Linked DNA regions of Mus musculus: regions 2, 3 and 4 are each linked to region 1. Evidence: chromatin loops called from intact Hi-C (ENCODE). Cell type or tissue: left cerebral cortex. All regions are shown on one strand. Region 1 holds the start of Gm52857 (a long non-coding RNA gene). Region 2 overlaps Dgki (diacylglycerol kinase, iota). Region 3 holds the start of Ptn (pleiotrophin). Region 4 has its middle 8.3 kb from the start of Ptn.

Evidence for each region. Hi-C counts contacts between places; a loop is a spot of excess contacts. Peaks named below come from ENCODE experiments on the same cell type or tissue, not always from the same donor. Only the 100,000 strongest peaks of a DNase experiment are listed, where the experiment ranks them.
Region 2: a loop joins it to region 1, with 2.9 times the contacts of the local background. A loop is called at or near these places in 8 of 42 quality-filtered maps.
Region 3: a loop joins it to region 1, with 4 times the contacts of the local background. A loop is called at or near these places in 8 of 42 quality-filtered maps.
Region 4: a loop joins it to region 1, with 8 times the contacts of the local background. A loop is called at or near these places in 8 of 42 quality-filtered maps.

The regions. Positions count from the first base shown.
Region 1 is chr6:36,901,000-36,905,999 of GRCm38, reverse strand. All of the region lies in intron 28 of Dgki (diacylglycerol kinase, iota), which reads left to right. Gm52857 (a long non-coding RNA gene) reads right to left here and starts at 2,467. Exons shown (of 3, transcript XR_003956276.1): 1 at 2,245-2,467. In left cerebral cortex, a CTCF peak has its summit at 1,986 (motif pointing right); DNase peaks (open chromatin) are centred at 1,406, 1,971, 2,479 and 3,562; H3K27ac peaks cover 3,147 bases.
Region 2 is chr6:37,034,292-37,039,291 of GRCm38, reverse strand. It overlaps Dgki (diacylglycerol kinase, iota), which reads left to right. Exons shown (of 34, transcript NM_001081206.2): 13 at 4,595-4,708. Among named protein-coding and RNA genes, the nearest start is that of Gm52857, 130 kb to the right of the region's middle. In left cerebral cortex, CTCF peaks have their summits at 603 and 2,065 (motif pointing right); DNase peaks (open chromatin) are centred at 617 and 1,902; H3K27ac peaks cover 369 bases.
Region 3 is chr6:36,806,715-36,811,714 of GRCm38, reverse strand. It overlaps Ptn (pleiotrophin), which reads left to right and starts at 1,536. Exons shown (of 5, transcript NM_008973.3): 1 at 1,536-1,821. In left cerebral cortex, CTCF peaks have their summits at 1,636 and 2,380; DNase peaks (open chromatin) are centred at 2,235, 2,875, 3,138, 3,635 and 2 more places; H3K4me3 peaks cover 2,596 bases; H3K27ac peaks cover 3,753 bases.
Region 4 is chr6:36,815,946-36,820,945 of GRCm38, reverse strand. No RefSeq gene overlaps it. Among named protein-coding and RNA genes, the nearest start is that of Ptn, 8.3 kb to the right of the region's middle. In left cerebral cortex, no CTCF peak of the experiment used is centred here; DNase peaks (open chromatin) are centred at 1,452, 1,741, 2,412 and 4,753; H3K27ac peaks cover 2,051 bases.

The DNA.
Region 1 (5,000 bases):
GAGAAGGAGATGACTGGACACACAGGAATCCTAATATCTAGAGCCTGCATATACAGACTCTAGACATTCATAAGTGGATCTAAGTGTGGAATCCTTATGTGCAGAAAACTTGCTGCTTCTTGGCTTGCCAAGTAGGCTGGAAACAGTGGACAGGGACTGCAAGGGACTCGTATGAATGTTATTTAAAAAAAAAAAAAAAAAAAAAAAAACCAAAACCACAGAGCTGGGCAGTGGTGGTGCATGCCTTTAATCCCAGCAATTGGGAGGCAGAGGCAGGCGGATTTCTGGGTTCAAGGCCAGCCTGGTCTACAAAGTGAGTTCCAGGACAGCCAGGGCTATACAGAGAAACCCTGTCTCAACCCCCCACAAACAAACAAACAAACAAACAACAACAAAAAATAAAACCCAGAGGAATGGTGGCTCTGTGTTTATGACCACAAGCTGCCTTTCTTGAGGCCTGGTTTCCACTCCCATCACCCACATGGTGGCTCACAGCCTTCTGTAAGTCTTGTCCCAGGGAACCCAAAGTCTTCTGGCCTCAGTGGGCACTGCATGTATGTGATGCACAAATATGCCTGCAGGCAAACACTCATGAACATAAAAATAGAAATCTCAAATAAATTTAAAAAAAAATAATAAAACCAGAGCCAAGAGGATAGCTTTGCCTTCCACAACAGTTTGCCTCCAGGCATTGTGAGAAGCTGGCAAAATGTTAGAGATTTTTTTTGCGATGGAGCTGCTTCGGTATCATTTAAAACTACATAGCTGTATCTCCATCTCTTCCTGTATGCAGAAGCTGGAGTGCTGTTGGGCCAATTCAAACAAAAGTGTTCCCAAGAACAGGGAGGCTCTGTGCACAGCCCGTCTTGTCTCCCCTGGGAACATCCCTGTGCCAGTACCAGGTGTTCTGTGCCGTGGGATTTTGTACAGTCAGCCCTCTTTAATCCAGTTACAGGATGGCTTTGGCTCTCATCAGTTTTATAAGTGCAGTAGAGATCCAGGGTAGGGAGGATGGTGTCCAAAGCTAAAACAAGTGACCATCCATACAAGGGATACTAGTTCCACCAACTGATACCGCCTCTCTGCTAAAGGGGCAAGTTCTTTAGTCATGATTATTAATAGCCCTTTAGAACATTCTGGAGCTATCAGAAGAGTGGGCACACTTTCACTGGGGCCCAAAACATCATTTCTCCCTTTCTGAATAGGAGCAGAACCCAGCACTGAAGGAGCCAGTTTATTCTTCTCAGAGCTGAATCCTGGGGAGCCCGTTCCACAGGATTCCTACCACATTACTGGACGTGGCAACTGATATTCAGGAAGCAGAAGGGAATGTGGGCCCCAGCCTGGCCTTCCTTCCTTGCTCTCCGCGGATGGTTAGCCTCAGTCCCACATCAAGTTCCTAGTAAATGTCTGGAAGTGTTCTAAGCATCTCTCATCGATGCACCAGTCTGAGTCCTTACCAGCGCTATGCAAACTCTCCGTTGTTCTCAGAGAGAGCCGCGGGCACTTTTCTGGCCCGTTGTCATTATTGTGGTTCCTCTGCTTGCCTTTAGTATCCCTCATCAACACAAATAAATGTAATAGCATGTTAAATTAAAATAAACCACATATTCCCAAAATGCAAACAGATTTGTGTCCCAGACTGAGCTGTGAGTCAGGGCTTCCCAAGTGCTGCTAAAGCATGAGTCTGGTTTCTAAAGGCTATACCCCTGACTCCCTCTGTGTGTGTCTCCTTTGGTTGTATCTTTCCTGTTCCATGTTTCCTTTTTCAGACGCATGCTGACAAATGCTTTTGCAAAGGCTGATTGCTCACAGATTTCAAATGCTTACACGCAGTGTGACAGTCAGATCTCCATGCTGAATAAATAGGTAAACCTGACTCTACCTCCTTTATCTATTACTCTCCTGTGTCAAGGCCCCCTGGCCCTTTTCGCTTGGAAGAAACTCCTTTCTCATTTTGGTTACATTCCTGGAAAGGAACGGTAGGTGGCAGTAACATTTCAATTCAAAGGGTGTTTAGGGGCCTCCAGAAACTGACTAGGAAGAGTTTTCAGGCTGGAAAAGCAAATTGTACAAGCTAATGATGAAATTGCTTTTAAAAAGGATTAATAGATGTAAATGCAAGAATCTATTTTTTAAAAATGACAGTATATTTCGAACACAGCTTTCACACGGGTCATCCGTGGCTGTACTTGCGTGGAGAATTTTGAAGATGGAGTGGTAATTGAGTGGATAGATACTCACCTCAAATGAAGAGCTCACCCGTGTTTGTGATGTGCATTTTGGGACTGTCACCTCATCGACGATGCCCATCTCTGCGCTCCTCCCCCACTCTCTGCCCTTTCCCTGTGTTGGGAGTGAATGTTACCTTTGAGGCCCTCTGGCTGTCCCTGAAGGGGACATGAATAGAGTGTGTTTGTCTCTCTCCTCTCAATGCTACTTTGTGTGGCTGCTGTAGCTTTCATCCTTGCTCTCTCTCTCTCTGTCTCTTTCTCGCCTGAGCTCTTTGACATCTGTGCTTTGTTCATTGTCTTAGAGAAATGAGCATAACGAGAAGGAACAAAAGCAAACAAAGGCGGGTTTGTGTAGCTGATGGAGAGTCTCAAGCAAAGGACTTTTGGTCCTCTTGTCCTTAATTATAGATGCTCTGGGGCCCCAGTAACGGTAACAAAGTTGTACCTTGGACCTATTGGCTGGCTCAGTGTTTCTCAACAAGTCCTCCATGAGACTTCATGGAATGGAGTCCTCTAGGGATAGACACACAGACCTTTGGTGGAAGTTTAAGTGAGAAAAGCCCTTGCCTAGAAATAAGAATCTACAGTTCACTTTCAAAGTGCATTAAGGCACACCTGGGTTTCCTTGATGTAAGTGGAAATCTGTGCCCATCAGCAGGCACTGGGAGCTGCTAAGTCTGCAGCAGCAGCCTTTAACAGTGGAACAGTGGGAACCCAAAGATGGCATTTCTTTAGTAGTAAACAGGACCCTGAAAATGTGCCTGGAAGGAGTGTCCCATGAGAAATTGTTTTCCATTTGAGACCCCTTAGGTGTCTCATAGCCAAGCAGAATACTCCAGGCCCAGATATTTCCAAAAATTCACCATAGCAACAGAGTGTACCTATGTGGTGTGCTTCATTGCAAAAAGATTGTGTTTTACCAAAGAGTGAGAGGTAAAGATGAGGGGAGCCTAGGAAGATCTCAGGACTGTGACCAGGAAAAGAAAGAAAGGAACGAGGGGAGGGGAGGAGGGAGAAAGAGAGGGAAAGGTGGATTGGGCAAGAACATGGAGAGTTGGTAAGAAGCTTCTAATAGATAGGCTATCCTGAAACTCATAGACCAGGCTGCCCTCCACTCTGCCTCCCGAGTGCTGGGATTAAGGGCGTGTGCTGAGTAGGGTGTGTAATCCCTTAGTCTTATGGAAAGTGCTATGTTAGCTACTGGAACTAAGCAGAGTGTACAGCATGCATGCAGTTGCCTTTGGTGCTCGGGCATGTGTGCTGTACACACTGCTTAGTCCCTCTCATGTAGCTTACTGCTAAGACTATTCATAGTGTGCTGAGCAGTGTGCAGAGGCAAAACAGGATCCAGCGCATCAAGAGACGCTGCTTTGTTTCCTGTTATGATTTTGTCGTACTGGGCAAGCCTGTGTGTCTGATGTAACTATCTAAGAGTTCTCCTACCCCATCTACAGTCCCTCTTAGAAAAATACCTCCCTTCTGAGTATTTTCAGAAGATAATTTCTACTCTGCATCTCAGACTTGGCTTTCATACCCATCTTGAATGTTCATTTTAAGCTCATCTCAATGTGGTAACCCCATCCTTCTGATGGTCTCCCACCACGTGGTCATTTATAAATATTAAGTACATATGATGGTGATGCTGAGAAGGGGGACAAGCATCATTTTGTAGATAGTTCTTTTTTTTTAAGTGTGGGGTAGGCTCCTAGTATTCATCCACTCTATCTTGTGTTGACAACCAGTTTCTCAGGGAGGAAATGATGCATATAGCCCGAGGAAGGACAAAGAAGAGAAATTATAGGTGCTTTTAAGTGAATGCTATGAACTGCATTCACTATAAAACAATAAAACATTGTTTTGAGGCTTCAAAAACATATCAAAGAGACTAACATTCAAAATATATAAATCTATAAACCTTAAAAGTTTAGAGCAACGAATGAGAACTACCACAAATACATATCTCCAAGACCTGTTGCAAAGCATCATACGAGGTTATAAAGACTAGAATAGTCATGGCATCTATTACTTTAGCTCCAAGGTCACCGAGGTAAAGCAGTGAAGTGGGATAAGAATTAACACTCTAAGGCATAAGCCTTGACTAACCCATTTTGCTATCATATCTTGTCACTTTGCTCATAGGAAATTAGGCATGTAGTTTTCAGTGTTCTTAGGCCTTGTGACTTGACCTACATGAAAGATAGGAGGTTTTGAATGGAAATTTGTGTATGGGTGGCAGTTTAAGAATGGTCTTTGATCTTGTGCTTTAGGAGTGAAGAATCTAGATACAGTTCTGTCCTATAAAGTATCCAATGGTCAGTGGATGTCTTAGGTCTTATTCCCTCACAATCCTATTCATATAGAATGATCTAGTACAGCGATACATTACAAAAACCTGTAGTTAGACAGTTTTGTATATTCACATGGTTCTGTGGAAAACCTCTATTTCAGAGAATGAACGTAGTCCATCAGAAGTCTAGAGATATTACCTACAACCTTCAACACAGATTTGCTCATTTTGAAATTTTGATTTAAGAATTCAAACATCTTTTGTTTTGAAATCTTTGTGTCTGTATTAGTTGATATATAAGGTAAACTTTCAAAAAAACGTGCTAGTTAATGGCATGATCTTCTACCTAAAACAGTGGATGTTTCTCTGGAGCTTTTCCAACATGTCTAGAAATCTCTATCCAGAAGAAATTGTTCTAGTCCTATGGTCCTTGCAGCCTTTCTAGGTCCTCTTCTGCAGTGTCCCTGAGCCTTCAGTTG
Region 2 (5,000 bases), 130 kb before region 1:
AGTGTGGTAAGTTATACAATTAAAATTAAATCATAGGTTAAAAGTTAAGGATATAAAGCACTAAAAGGAAATGGTAGTTTACTTCTTCCTTGGCATCTGTGCGTGACTTGTTTCAAGAGTCCTTATAGATACCAACTTGTCTGATGCACAGTCCTTGATATAAAATGATGTAACATTTCTGTGGGGACCTACATGCATTCTTGTATATACCACACACCATCTTTAGACTTGGCCCCCTTATGCTATGGAAATAGCTTCGTTTTTAGGGAAACGTGACCAGAAGGAAACGTGCACCTGCAGTGTAGACATGAATGTTTGCTTGGAAACTTCAGTCCAAGCAATGACTTAAGTCATTGATAAGGAACCTCTAGACACAGAGGGCTAGGGATGGCTGTACCTGTCCACTGTTGTGCCTTGCTTTTCTGTGAGAGTGGAGGGATGTACGTACCATTCTCCACCAAGGTGGGCTTCGTTCTTTTCTGCCTGTTCTGTCAGAGGAAAATGTCAGTTCACTGTCATCCACACTCCTCAGCCCTGTCCATTGTCAGTGCACCGTGGAAGGCAAATATCACTCGGTGTCCTTCTGTGACAGCTCGAGCTGAGAGCAGGCAGGTGGTGGCAGCATTGGCCAGCTGCTGCTGCTGCATCGTGCCTGCTCAGGCAAGAGGCAACGCAGGAGGACTCAGTTCTCAAGCTGCCAGTCCTGATGGTCCTGAAGGGCAGAGCGGGGAAGCTGGGAATGTGTTGGTTCAGTCTGGATAATGTTCTTCACCAGTGGGAGGAAATAATTGGAATGGGACTAGTGGGCTGGCACAGATAATTTGGGGGAACATTAAAGCCGGATAAAACAGAGAACCTATTTGAGAGCCTGTAATCTGAAATCTGGGATCGTGAAAAGAGCAGGCTTCTGATAACAACCTGGGAGGTCGAGCCCTCCCCACTCCCCCAGCTTTGAGGCCTGAAGATCCTTTGCATACTTTTGTTTTGCTTTTATAAGGACAAGCACGTAGGACGTTACCCGTGATCCCCCAATTTTCCTGCTATGGCAGCACATTTGTGCCCATCTCTTTTGGATGGCCTGTTTCAGTTGCAGGAAAGTTGACTCCTGGTTTTATCTATGGTTTACAAAAGACAGACTTCCCGGTGTGAAGACAGGCAAGGGTATGGTAGTTTGCATTTCTTAGTTGTCAGGCATGTGCAAAGCAAGGTCTGCACGTCCAGTAGAGAAAATGACACTGGCATGCAGTCACCGTTACTCTCCACTTTACAGAAGAGGAAGGGGTGTGCTTAGTGACTGGTCCACTCACTCCAGTACCCATGGGAGCTTGGTTCCAATGCCAGCGTCTCCTTCTGGATCCTGTGCTCTCTGCCCCGCTACGGTGCTGCCTTATGCTGTCATATGCATGCACAGGCACAAGCAGATACGTCCACGTACATAGTACACAAATGCGCATCCAGTTTGTGTGTAAAGACATCTTCGTGTGAAAGTCTGAAGAAGTGTACTTTGTCCTTGAAGATGAGGGTACAAGATCCTCAAAGTCCCCAAGGCTCTGTGTAGAGCTGAGTGCAGATGAAGCCCATCCCTTGGGAACCACTCTTTTAGAAAGCAAGACAGCAGCTAAGCCTGAGAAGATTTGATTGGCAGCTGCCAAACCCATCACAGGCAGTCGCAGGACTCCTTTCTTGGTGGCTAATCCTCTTGCTTTTCCATCTCTTTCAGTGTGAGCTTTCAAGTGACTTAGAGTTTTTCTTTGTAGGCTCATGTTCAGAGGCGGTTGTTTGATGTTCGCTTTCGATCTCTGTTTCGTTTCCTCACAGAGTATTTTAAGACTTATCAGACTAGAATTGTGTCTGCTGTGGGTGGTGAAAGCTTCCATGCTAGAAACACATCCCTGGGTTTGTGGGAGATTGGCCTAACTGTTTACCAGACAGAGGCTCTCTCAGTTTCTTCCAGACATACCAAGTTACAGTCCCGGGGCCGGGCCTCAGGCAGTGGGCATCTGTACTCTGTTCCAACCTTCTTTCCCCCTGCCTAGAGAACACTGGTACCAGTACAGCCTCTAGCCAGCAGGGGGCTGCTTTCATCCCTCATTACTAGACAGACAGCAGACTGGATTCCTCCACTGCCCCAAGGTTTTCTTTACCTCACCTTTAATGCCCTGTGTTTTGTTGATGGACAAGAAGATGTCTTTCTCAGCTCTCTCTTCTATTACTGCTGTGTTTACAGTAAGATCAGATGTTGTAAGGGTGAACTAATATAAATATCTTCCCAAGGAAAGAGAGATATAGGCAAATTAAAATAAGAACAATCTCTCATTTAAATCTAGAAAAATAAAAAGAGTGAGGACGGGCGACTCAGAGAAGTTTGGGGGGGGAAGCATCCAATATTCTTCTCTGGATGCATTGTTGAATTAGATTCTGAGTTCTATTGCATGTCTGCAGCTCTGGTTTCTCTTAGTGCTGTCTGCATCTGTGTTTATCATTCTGGATGCTTGTGACCTTTCTATGACCCTCCACAAGCTTCCTACAGTTTCCCAGTTCTTTCAGCTTTCATTGTGCTTAGCTGTGCTTTTAGTAGCAAGGAAACAGTGTTTGGCACAGCCACGAGAGCCGACTTATCACCTGGACCACTTGACTGGCACGGTGTGAGCAAAAAGAGCTAAAGAAATCCAGGTCACAATCTAAGGATGGTCCAGGAATGGCTTCTTAACACTTAGGAAGATCTGTGTTTGTAGTGTGTCACATGTAGTGAATTTTGGAGCTTTCTCTACATCCAGAGATGTCAAAAATCACATATTGCTGCCTCTAAGATAGTCAGGCCATTCCCAGTACCAGGTTTGGTATTATTGAGTTAGTAGTTTTTCGGTTTTAGAAACGGAACTTAGGGAGGTCTTGGGGCATGCCAGCAGGAGATTTCCCATTGAGCTACACCCCACTCACCTCTTTATTTTGTTTTGTCCTGAGATAGGGCTTCACAAATTGCCTAGGTTGGCCTCACTCACCATCCTCCTCCCTCAGCCTCCTGAGAAGTTTGGAACTGTGAGCTTGTGCTGGTAGGCCTTGCGATCCTCACCTCCTTATGAAAACTTATTCCTCTGCGGCACTAAAAATGCTGGCCTCACTAACTGGTGTTAGTCTTACCTCGTTATGAACGGCAGTTCTCATGTATAAATGATGCGATGCTAATGCCGCTCTATCATTCAACTCCCTTACAAAGTGGAAACTAAAATTAAACTATCTTACGGAGTCTTTTTATGTTGGCATATAGTAATGGCTTCGTCTTGACATTTTTGAAGTTCAATAATGTGATGTTGCTCGGGGATAGCATAGAGATTGTAATCAGTGTACCATCCTCTGCCAGCGTGAACTCTGAGGGCAGCCATTTTGTCTTATCCAGCATAGCCCAGCTCATTAATCTCGTTATTTCAGCCGTTCTGCTCTGTTGTGCATGTAGTTGGTGGTGCTCATTAAATGCAGTGCTAGCATGTTGTTAAAAGAAAACCCCATGACACTCATACAAGTATAGACTAAAACATGTCACTGTTTTGCTGAGCTCTGGAATGGAACACTTAAAGGATAAGGCTCATCTGTCAGAGAATAGGAGAAGAATTTTAAGTGGCTTATAGTAGGATTTCCCCCCCCCTCCGCCCCAAATTTGGGGTAGAATGGGTTAATATGCAACCGGAACTGAAGTCATAACCTTTAACATAATCTCTTCTTGACATGTGTCATCTGTACTTCCACCATGTAAGCCATAGTTGAAAATTATTAGGGAGACCTATGTATGGAACGTGGGTCTGTGTGACATCCTAAAGACATGTAGGTTTCTTTTTTGCTATGCTGAGGTTAGGAGCTGTTTGTTTGTATTGTAATATGGCTAAATTCAAAGGATTTTTTTCTTCTAGAACACAGATTAAGCGGGGCTTGTGATCCTAGTATGTACTTTCTGTTTAGATTTATCTGAGACATTAAGTCCATGCACAGTCTTGTCTCCATAGTGAATCATAAAAGAGATTTTTAGGGACAATTAGGAAAACTACGAGTTTCCAAAATGATGCTGTGGAGGGTGGTCATGCAACGAGGGCCTGTATCGGCCATAGACCAGTGTTCAGTCTTTAGATGCGTTGTGGTTTAAGCTGTACACGGCCCTGTGAAGTAGGTCTCATTATCTCATTTTGAAAATCAAATAAATTAGTCTCTGTAAAGTTATGCAGCTTAATCAAGGTTCTGTAGCCTGTATGAGCTGCATTGGAATTTAGTCTGATTCTGAGTTTTATATTCTCTCTGGTACTCTGTTCTATTACCCCATCTAAATGACCTTAAATTCCCCTAAATTTTAAAGTATCATTCTAGATAAACATGCAGATTTATGAGTCCCCATTTGATTATATAATAAAGCATGCATAAAGTGGTCTTTTTTCCTATTTAAGGTTTGACCATTTTGAAAGCACTTGAAGTAAGCAGGCTTTCTGTTGTCTGACCACTGTATTAAACATGTGTTTTAAGCATTCTGACCTTTCCAAGCCTCCTCAATTTCCTTCCTGGTGACTTATTGTCTTTCTCTTCTCCCTTCTGGCCCCCAATGTGTCTGTAGGTGGGCTGGATCCTCTCCATCCTGGACGAGCTGCAGCTGAGCCCACAGCCTCCTGTGGGGGTGCTTCCACTGGGGACTGGGAATGACCTGGCTCGGACGCTCAACTGGGGAGGGGTAAGAACTGGAGGCGGCTGCCCTTAGCATAGAGGAGCAAGCCAGACCTGCAGATCACTCTGTGCTCGCCCCTAGAAGCAGTAAGCTACTGCTGTCAGAGGGACAAGTTAGAAGTGGGACTCAAATGGCCTGTTTCTTTGTCATTTCTTCACTTTAGACTTAGAATCATCCAGGGAGGAGGGGTTGAGTGTGAAGAAAACACATGGTTAGTGCACAGATAGGTTGAGTGTTGAAGTATCTACCAGGGCATGGCCAATGGGTCAGTCTCAAGTGGTCATGAGAAGCAGTTCTG
Region 3 (5,000 bases), 94 kb after region 1:
ACTCTCATGCTTGCTTTACCAACACCAGAAACAAGCACCATAATTAATCTGGCATGGTCTACTGAACTGACAGTAGGAATATGCTAAAGATGAAGATAAAATTAAGGGGCAAAAAGGAAAGTCTTTCTGTCATCTTCTTAGCTCACTGTGGAACTGTAGGAAATGGTGAACTTTTCTCACAGTAAAGAAAGCTTATGAGTAGTTCATGATGTACACAGGTGACACCAGATGAACACTCACATGGACTGTTTCATGGCAAAGATGAACTTTCAAACAGGGATGTGCATAGCCTGGGAGTTGGTCTTGAGGAAGGCATGTGCAATTTGTGTGTGGAAAGGTGGTTTAGCAGAAGAGACTGTAAAGAATACAGATCAGGTGTAAATGTGAATTTCTGTCCATTTTTTCGTTGGAGGGCGGGGTGGGGGGAGGGGCAGAAACGAAGATTAGTGGACTAAAAGCTCTACTCCTGCAGGGTCACCTTTGTCCCTCGATTACTCTTGGACATTGGTACAGGTAACAGCCAATAGAAGACTCCTAGTCCTTAAAACCACTTGCCATAACCAATGGCTGTAATTTTAGGAAAGGAGTGGTCTTAAGATGTGAGGGCTTAAAACACCCTACGGAATCCATAGGATCTGTAAGTTGAGTTGAAGAGATGTATCTTTGGTGAGAAATTGGAGCCAGTTTTATAATTTGACCGTGTTTGGGCAAATTGGGGTTTTACTCCATCTTTTCTGGTCAGTTTCTATGTGTGACTCAAAACTGTCACTTTGCTCTCCTTGGTTAAAGGAGAGGAAGGTCTCAGGAAGCCAGGAAGCCCACTCTAATTCTTACAAACCCCAGAGCTTGAGCCACACTGATTACCCCCCTGTGTTCTTTGCCAAGAGCATGCCACAAAATATGTGACCCGAAGGCATCGAAGAAGCCAAGAATGGAAAAATTCCCTAAAGGAAAGTGACATTTAATTGGGAAATTTCAGAGATCTGTCACTCCTAGTGACAACCCAGAAAAAACTGCTTTGCAGCTTTGTGACTGGAGGTGAGCTGCAACTGTCAGCTGAAGTTAGCAGGGACTCCCTGCAGGGAGGCCTTTAGGGGCGGAGAGCAAGGGACAGCTGCCTTTGCACATGGCTCCCCCAATCTCGAATAGAATATCGTGTGTGTGTGTGTGTGTGTGTGTGTGTGTGTGTGTGTGTGTGTGTGTGTGTGTGTGTTTAAAGCTGTACCAAAACTGTAGTTTAAAATGCTGTCAATTTTCCAATTAAGATATCCAGCTTGATAAGCCGAGCTATGGACCCATGGGAGGGGGAGAAAAACATGGTTCTTGGGAGTTTGTACAAAAAATATGGTGCTGGGTGGGTGCTAAGAACAAACGGTCTTATAACCCATGGTCTTTCTACACAGATCCGTTTGGGGAAAGACTGCCCCCAGAGTAGCCTGCTTTTCATAAGCTTCCCAATCAGATTTCGGGGGCAAAGCACTCCCCTCCTCCCTCGCACAGCCTGCTTCTTCTCTCTGCCCTCTCTCGTCCCTCCCATTCTCTATTTCCCTCCCCGGCAGGGTGTAGTTGAGTGAAGGCAGGATCAGGTTCCCCGCCTACCCGTCCAAATATCCCGCCAAGGAAGCCCCAGAGCACAAGAAAACCCAAAGTGGAGAGAGGGGAAGAAAGAAAGCACTGAGTCATCCATCCAGAAGGGGGGAGAGCAGAGCGCAGCCGCCCAGGCAGGAGCATCAGCCAGCGATACCTGGAGTCTGCAGAAACCTCGCCCGCACTTTGCAACAAAGGCAGCCAGCTAGTCAGCGAGGACCTCTGCAAGCCAAAGTAAGTGCAAGATACCCTGTGGTTTTCTCCAAAGGGTCTCTGGTGCAGTGTGCCTACCCCCCAAAGCCACTTTTCTGGTAGCCTGCAGTACGTGGAGGGGGTTGGAGCAGGAGAGAGGCTGCCTGGAGTCCGCTAAATAGGACTGCTTTTAAAAACGGACTTGCTCCAGAAGGCAAAACAGCCGAAAGGAAATTTTGGGGGGAATGAGCTAAGTAACCTAGCATGTGCTTGGATGGGAAGAAGGAAAGCAGCTTTTGGGCTGTGGAGAGTGCATGGGGACCGAATTCCTGCTACCTGCCAGAGCATGCAAAGCGCGGGAGAGGGCACATTTGTGCTCTTTGTAAAACCTGGAGCTTTGGTGGGTGTGTCTGGCCCAGTAGGCATGAGAGAGAAGAAAGGGTGTATCAGTAGACAGGTCTCATTTCCTACCTCCACTTCTCAGGTTGCCCTAGAGCTTGCCAACTGCCAATTGCTGCCCGCTCTAGGTGTGGTACATGCCTGGCAGCCTGCCCCTCCTGTGTCTGCTGATGGAGAAACATCTCCGCCAGAGCAGCCTGCACTCCCTAGCCTGCCCACGAGCCCAGAAACGCTTCTAGAAACAGTTCAGTCCAAAGTTTCAAAGGCACACTTTGGAGTCTACCTTTGCTTGGTTGGGATGCCAACTGGCATAGAAGCACTTACGTTTTCAGTTGTATCCAAATAAGCCAGGGTTGTGGTAAAGACGAGTTTGGCAGACACCCGGAATTTCTGAGGTGATATTCCAGTTGTTTCCATAATATATTTTGAGAAGAAAAGTCACTTCTTTTGTGCATAAAACATAACCTTTCCTCTCTTCTAAAATATGTGTGTGTGCATGCGCACACACACATGCACACACACACGCACACACACACACACACACACACACTTCTATGGGATCTGATGTGGCATATAAATACAAGAGCACACATGTAACTCACATACAGATTGCTAACTAGTTCTTGTCTCCTTAGTAATAAGGACTTTGGAGCTGTAGGAGCAGAGCGAGACTTCAGAAGTAGAGTGGGTGCCTCACAGAAGGAATGCACACTTCAGGGGAGAACAAAGTAACAGAGTTCTAGTGGGTCAGCATCTTTCCTCTTGAAACTACCAGGCATAGTTTAAAAAGTGTGTGTGTGTGTGTGTGTGTGTGTGTGTGTGTGTGTGTGTGTGTGTGTGGTGTGTGTGTGTTGGAAGGAAGGGCCTGGGAGGCACTTCAGGAACTACCAAAGAAAAGCTTTTGAACTAACAACATAATGGAGCAATTTCACGATCCCAGGCAAACGTGGAGCTGATGAAACGGTCCAGCCCATTTGGGCCCTTTGATCATCTGGGAATGAATTGTTCTGTGAGAATATTAAAAGGTAATGAGAGCGAAACAAAAGAGAAGTCAGCCAACACAGCACAGAAGGCTGGTGTTTGCCAGACTCATTATGTCCCTTTTAAAGTAAATTATGTGCCTTCAAGGCCAAGTCATTAGAAACACTTATAGTCCAGTTAAATTCAAGGGAAACTCAGGTGCCCTCCCACTCCTCTTTGGGCCCTGTGTAATTTCAGACCACCAATAGTGGTTGTTTCTTATCAAAATGAAATCATTTTATTTTAAAACCCCAATACCATGCTTTTGAACTGTAAGGAACTTTTAAAAATTCTCTCATCAGAATTAAAGTCTTTTGAAGAAGGTAATCTTTCTCCTGCTGCTCATAGACCCAGGTCTTCCTCACTGAGTGGACTGCTTGTATGTGCAATGCTTTTCCCACACCCCACACCAGCTGTGTGTAAACTGTAGCCCCTTTAGAGTGTGGATTCAAGTGTTTGTCTGAGGCACAAACACTTATATTCTCAGGGGTAGAGCTGTGGGCGAGACAGACCTACTGTTAACATGATGTTTTAGTCATCTGATCCCTAAATTATATCCCATAGGGGATGAGAATAGAATATATTTGACTGCATATTGTATTATATGTATTATATAATATTTAATTGTCTGTATTTCAGAACCCCTTTCTAGGACACTGGGGACCTGATCTTACCTGTTTAGTGAAAGTTTTATGGTTTTTTTTCTTTCTTTGTATCTTTCATTGTTTCCTTCCTTCCTTTTCCTTCCTTCCTTCCTTCCTTCCTTCCTTCCTTCCTTCCTTCCTTCCTTCCTTTCTCTCTCTCTCTCTCTCTCTCTCTCTTTCTTTCTTTCTTTCTTTTTTTATTTTATTATTATTGTTCAAGACAGAGTTTCTCTATGTAGTCTTGGCTGTACTGGAACTCACGATGTAGACCAGGCTGGTCTCCAACTCACAGAGATCTGCCTGCCTCTGCGTCTCCTGTGCCAGGAATAAAGGTCTGTGTCACCACCTCCAGTTGGTTTTCATGTTTCTTATTTAGTCTTTACAAACAGCAGTCTGAAGCAAGATCGGACTTTTTTTTTTTTTTAATTGGGTAATTTTTTTTCTTGCAATTCAATGATCTGGTTTGCAATTTCATAAAAACCTGGTCACTGAAAATAATACAAGGCCCCCAAATAGTTTGTTTTTATCAAACATTTTAAGTTTTAAGTTTTTATTTTCTCCTAGAGATATTTCTGATTTCTCATTTCAGTAGCAACCCCACGTGGCGTCCATGCTGTCATTCCTCCGTGTGATTCCCTGGAACACTCTGAGCTTGCCTGAGCTATATGAAATGCTGTGATGCTAGCAACAGGCTACAGTCAGAAGTAAGGTTACAAATGGCAGTTCCCCAGACACTTGTGTTCTAAATATGCCAGCATGGTGACGAGTCAAACGTCCTTGACTCTTGTACTGATGATAAGGCCCAACTGAGACTACTCGGGACAGTGGAACAGCAAGGGAGCTCCACACTGAGTGAGTGCTCCTTACTTACTCAGAAGGCTAGTTTATACTGGATTGTCCAACAGGGCAGAGCCATATACTGTTGCTGACCCATGCTTTGAAAGGAAAGCTGAGCTGGGTGGGAAGTGTTTTCTCCTCTGGATGCCAGTTTCATGAACAAATGGAAGTGCTTTAGTGTCCTGTGGTACAAGCCACACCTTCTCCCTGGGAGTGATGGGAAAGGAACATGTGGATATGGACTTCTTTGGGAACTGGTCCTGCTTTTTCTATCCATCAATTGGCTTGAGGAGAATTTGGATCTTGGCCTTTCTTTGGGAA
Region 4 (5,000 bases), 85 kb after region 1:
TTGCTGAACAATACATTCTCCACCTCTGGCATGTTTCACAAAGCTCCAAAGTCAAGATTCCTAGGGTGGAACTGTTTCTAAGTCCTTAGTTCAAAAACCAGTGTTATTCTCTGTGAAGTTGGAGAGTTAGAAGTTGTTTTTTTTTTTTTTTTTATCATTTTGTGTTTTCTCGCTCAGCATACGGACCATGCCTCTAATCAGTTCTATGCTCTCTAGCCTATTGTCCCTCAGGGTTAGCTTACTCATGTAGACTGCTATTACTTCCCACAGGAATCACCTCAACCAGTACATACTACTTCTTTTGTTTTATGTAGAGCACAGCCTTTCTCAGTTTTACATGAGGGATTCCCAGTAGATGGTTACTTCCCCACATTGGCATGCTGGTTAATATTTTGTCAATTTGACAGAAGGTGTGAAATAAGTGCCACAGATACAGGAGGACACGTGGCCTAGGTCTTTCTAGGTCAGGGCTGCTTCATTCATTATTATATTCCACCCGAGTTACCATAAGCATTAGTCAAAGATGTCATGTACACCCAGTTCATTAACAAACTGGCATGAGTGTTAGAAATCTGAGTTCTGAGAGCAGTTACTATTCATTTACACTCTGAGTGATGCAAAATCAGAAAATTCTTTTCCAGAATAATTTATGACAAGATCTGAAATCAAAGAAGGTTGTGATTAGATGAGGTCTTCATCATTTCTGGATTTTTAAAGTACTCTATGTGTGCTTTATCCAACCTAATTCCTGGAAAGTAAGCCCCTCCCTCCAAACTACTCACAACTAAACTTAACAAGTTGTAAATTATGTGTGCTCTGTTTTTAAGGGAAGAATATGAATGGACACAAGAGGCAACCATTAAGCAGACAGCTGATTGGGGCTCTTGTTCCCACTAAATAATTCAATGTCTCTAATGGAAGTCAGAGCCAACATCTCCCAATGGATGAGTAGTACCTAATATTCAGCTAACTGCTCAAGACTTGTAGAGAACAACAGCAAAGTATTAGGTAAGAAAATATTTTAATGGTGTCATACTCTCCTGGGTGCTTTCTTGGCATGAAGTTTCTAGCTTCCTGGCAGCTGCTGCCATTGTGAGGAGACAGGGAGAGTGAAAGAAGGAATGAAAATCAATATTTAAATGTGAAACAGCCAGAAAGGTCAACAAGGGAGGCCAGTACTAACACGTTTGTGTATGTATTTAGCCTTTCAAAAGTCCCTGGTCTTAAGAGGACAGAAGATGCCCTAAGTAAACAACTCATTAGGAATCAAACAGCCAGGTTTGCAGAGCTCAGAATCAGCTCACTCGATCTGAGGAAGAAAGTTCATGTGAGACTTTGCCGGGAGAAGTAGGCAACAGAATGAACTGTTGCATAAAGTGGTGTGCCGTTCTCCCTCTCTCTTCTTCATTCAAAACAGGAAGAGAATATTGATTTCCTAGTCTTGGCTACCAGCCCCAGCTCCTCTGCCCATAAGTACTGAGATGAATGAGATCGAGTCTCTCAAAGCACTAAGCAATCTTCAAGAGAGTACTGCTTTATAAATTGAGGGGGAAAAAAGAGAGAGAGAAAAGCTGTATTATTATGGGGTAGAAATGTTAGAGAGAAAGTTGGAGCTCTTATCAAAGGCTGTTGGTGCCCCAACATTTGCTGTCAGCTCTGAAAAGGTGGCTGTGAAACTCATTGTATCCAGTCCTGGTTGGCTTTGGGCCCAGCATACAGTGGGATTTCTGGCCAATGGCCCCGTACAGTGGAAAGGCTGGCGCCTGGCCCAGGGATTAGAGAACTTTCATTTCTTTGTCTCATTGATATTAGTCACAGAATCTCTCTTTTCATGCACAACCCAGACCCATGTGGGGCGGTGCAGGGCAGGGGGGTGGGGTGGGTAGAAGCAGAAATTGCTGCAAACTGAGCTAGGACTAAGGAAAGTGTCCATTTCTAACTTGCTTATCCAACATCTGTATCTATTTTGTTATGCACATTTACCAGGAAATGGATAAGATGGTTCTTGAAAGAAAAACTGCTTTAGAGATATAAGAAGCTATAAATCAATCTTGAATAAACAAAGAAGTCAGTATGTTTGGCTTTATCCCCTCCCTTCTGACTCTGCTTTCTAAATTTCTCTCTATCACATTCTCCCACTTTAAGGAATTAATGACTATCCTGATATTTTATCTCGAAGAATAATTTGGTGAGCATAATTTATGGGGACATTTCCTTCATCGCCCCCTTTGTCTTTCCCTGTGTGTTTGCAGCCACATGTAATGCATTTGTTGAGAGTTTTCTCGATTCCTTGCATTGCAGACTCCATCCATGTAATGACATCTTGGAGCCACGTTCTGTTTGAATCCTGGAAAATGCTGTGCTGAATATCATAGGGTAAAGTTGGTTTCAAATAATAATAGGGTCTTAAATATTCATGACTAGTGGAAACTGAAAATTGTTTCCAAAATCAAACTGGGATGATGAATCACCCACAAGCAACTGATTTGGCAGTAAACCAGAGAGCCCCAGCAGCCATAACCAAATGTCTCCAGTTTGTATTTCTTTGCCTGATTCCCCTAAACATGTTTGGGTACATGGATAAAGATTAATGACTTAAAGAACATCAAAATTCAGTATACATTATAACCTTGCCTGTTTTCATTACCTTGCAAAACTGCCATTAGTATGTAAAATCCAGTTTACTTGGGCATGACATTTTCTGCCATCCATGGAGAGGCAGAGGAAATTGTGTAAAAACTCCCAAATTAAAAGAAACAACCAACCAAAAACCCCAATTACCTCCATGATAAGTTACCACTGTCCCCATTAGGAGATTTCACCTAAGATTCCTGTGAAATGGGAACAATGACGGTCATCTTCATACAGGTCATGGTGTGTGCTAAATGATGAATACATGGGAAAATTCTGCAAACTTACAGGATTCCGAGGAACAGCATCGTTGCCACGCTTGATCATCTAACACAGCAGTTAGTCCCCACCTTCCTAATGCTAAATCCCTTAAATACAGCTCCTTATGTTGTGGGGACCCCCAATCATAACAATTATTTTCCTTGTTACTTCAATCTGCCAGTTATGAATCATAATGTAAACATCTGACACTTCTGATGTTCTTAGGCGAGCCATGTGAAAGAGTTGTTTGAATCCCCCAAAGGGGTCATAACCCACCAGTTGAGAAACACTGATAGGAGAAGACTGTAAGGATTGGAAGTCAAAGTAAGAGGTACTTTTGTGGACACATCTTCTTTAGGGATGTCTAATTCCCCACAGTTATGAAATATCAAATCCCAACACTTAATGGAAAGTTAAAAGCTGCTAGTCTCACCTGTCAGAGAAAAAAATGAAGGTCCAGAGCCATTGCTCTTTTACCTAAAGTCAGAACATGTTCCACAGCAGAGCAAGGAGACTTGGCTGCTCATTTTTGACCCTCTTCCTGTGTCTGCATTCCTTCCAACTGACAACCATTTGTTTGACTCAGTAAGTAGTGATCTTGAGAAGTGATATTGATGCTCAGGCTGCTCTATGGGCGGGGTCATGGTAGAAGCATGCCGTGGTGAAGGAGGAATCGGGCAGGAGGCAGTGTTCAGAGGCCACAGAGAAGTGTCACTGGCTTTGATAGAAACAGCACACTAGGCTCTATAAAGACATATGTGTATTAGGAAGGACCAGATTTTAGATGCTGTTTTCCAAGTACATTATATCCTGATGCTATGGAAGTTCAGATTCACAAATGGAAGCCTGACGATATACCAACCACTTTTTGCATTTTTATCCTTTTAGGCTGCTGTCTCCATGTTTTCTACATATGCCAAATTTGCCTCTCTACATATGATTTGCATTAAGTCAATCTGGAGCTTGGAGTGTTCCCATGTCTTTGTGTTATCAATAGCAAAGGCAGTTTCAATACCCACCGCAAAATAGACTTCATGATACTCCCAACCCCTCTGCTTGAGGCTATCCTGTCTCCTTATGTTTATCCTAAGGTTTGGTGGCTTTTCCTTTTAACTGATGGAGCAGTCTTTTGATTTAAAGTCAAAATCATGTGTTAGTAATGTGTCATCTTTTGGCAGGCAGGGCCTGTCACTCTGGGTGAGTCAGTCGTGGGACATAACGGACACCCTTGATAACTGTGCTGCTTAGAGACTTTTTGTTTTGTTTTTGTTTTGATTTGTCAGCTTGACTGAATAATTTTGGAAGAGGACATTTCAATTGAGAAACTGCCCCCATCAGACTGGCCAATGGCAATTCTGTAGAGCACTTTATCAATTAATAATTGATAAGGGAGGGTTGAGCCCACTACAGTCTTTGATACCATTCCTCCATGGCCTCTGGTCCATGGCCAAGCATTCCTCTGCTTCGGTTCCTGCCTCCAGGTTCCTGCCTTGAGTTCCTGTATGGTTTTCCTAAGGGAAGAGCTATGATATACTCACTGAAACAAATCCTTTCCTCTTCCAAGCTGGCTTTGGTCATCATTTTATCACAGTAACAGAGAACTAAACTACAGTTACATTCTTCCTTGTTGACTGTCAATTCACTAGCTCTCAATGTTAGACACTAAAATCTAGTTTTTGAAATAAGTAAATAAAAGTGAATAGTTCAAGTGAAGCTGCTACTTGTCAACATCCTAGAACACGGTTTTGTTGCTGCAGTTGTTGAAAGGGAATGTATGTCCTTAAAATGAATCAACTTCAAAAACAGAATGAATGAAAAAACACCAACACTTAGCACATGCAATGTGACATGAGTGTTGGCTTAGGCCTGCCAGCTGGAACTGAGAAATGATTCAGAATTAGCAACTGGTCCGTTGAAGAGGTGGCTGCATAGGACATTTTTCAAAAGTCATTAAGCTGTGAAGTTAAAATAGATTCATTTGAATCTTAAAGGACATGTTACTTCATAATGTATATATATTTTTCTTTACACACAGTCTCTACTTAATGCAGTGTTTGGCCCAGAATTTAATGTGATAATTAAAACAAACAAACAAACAAACCCACAAC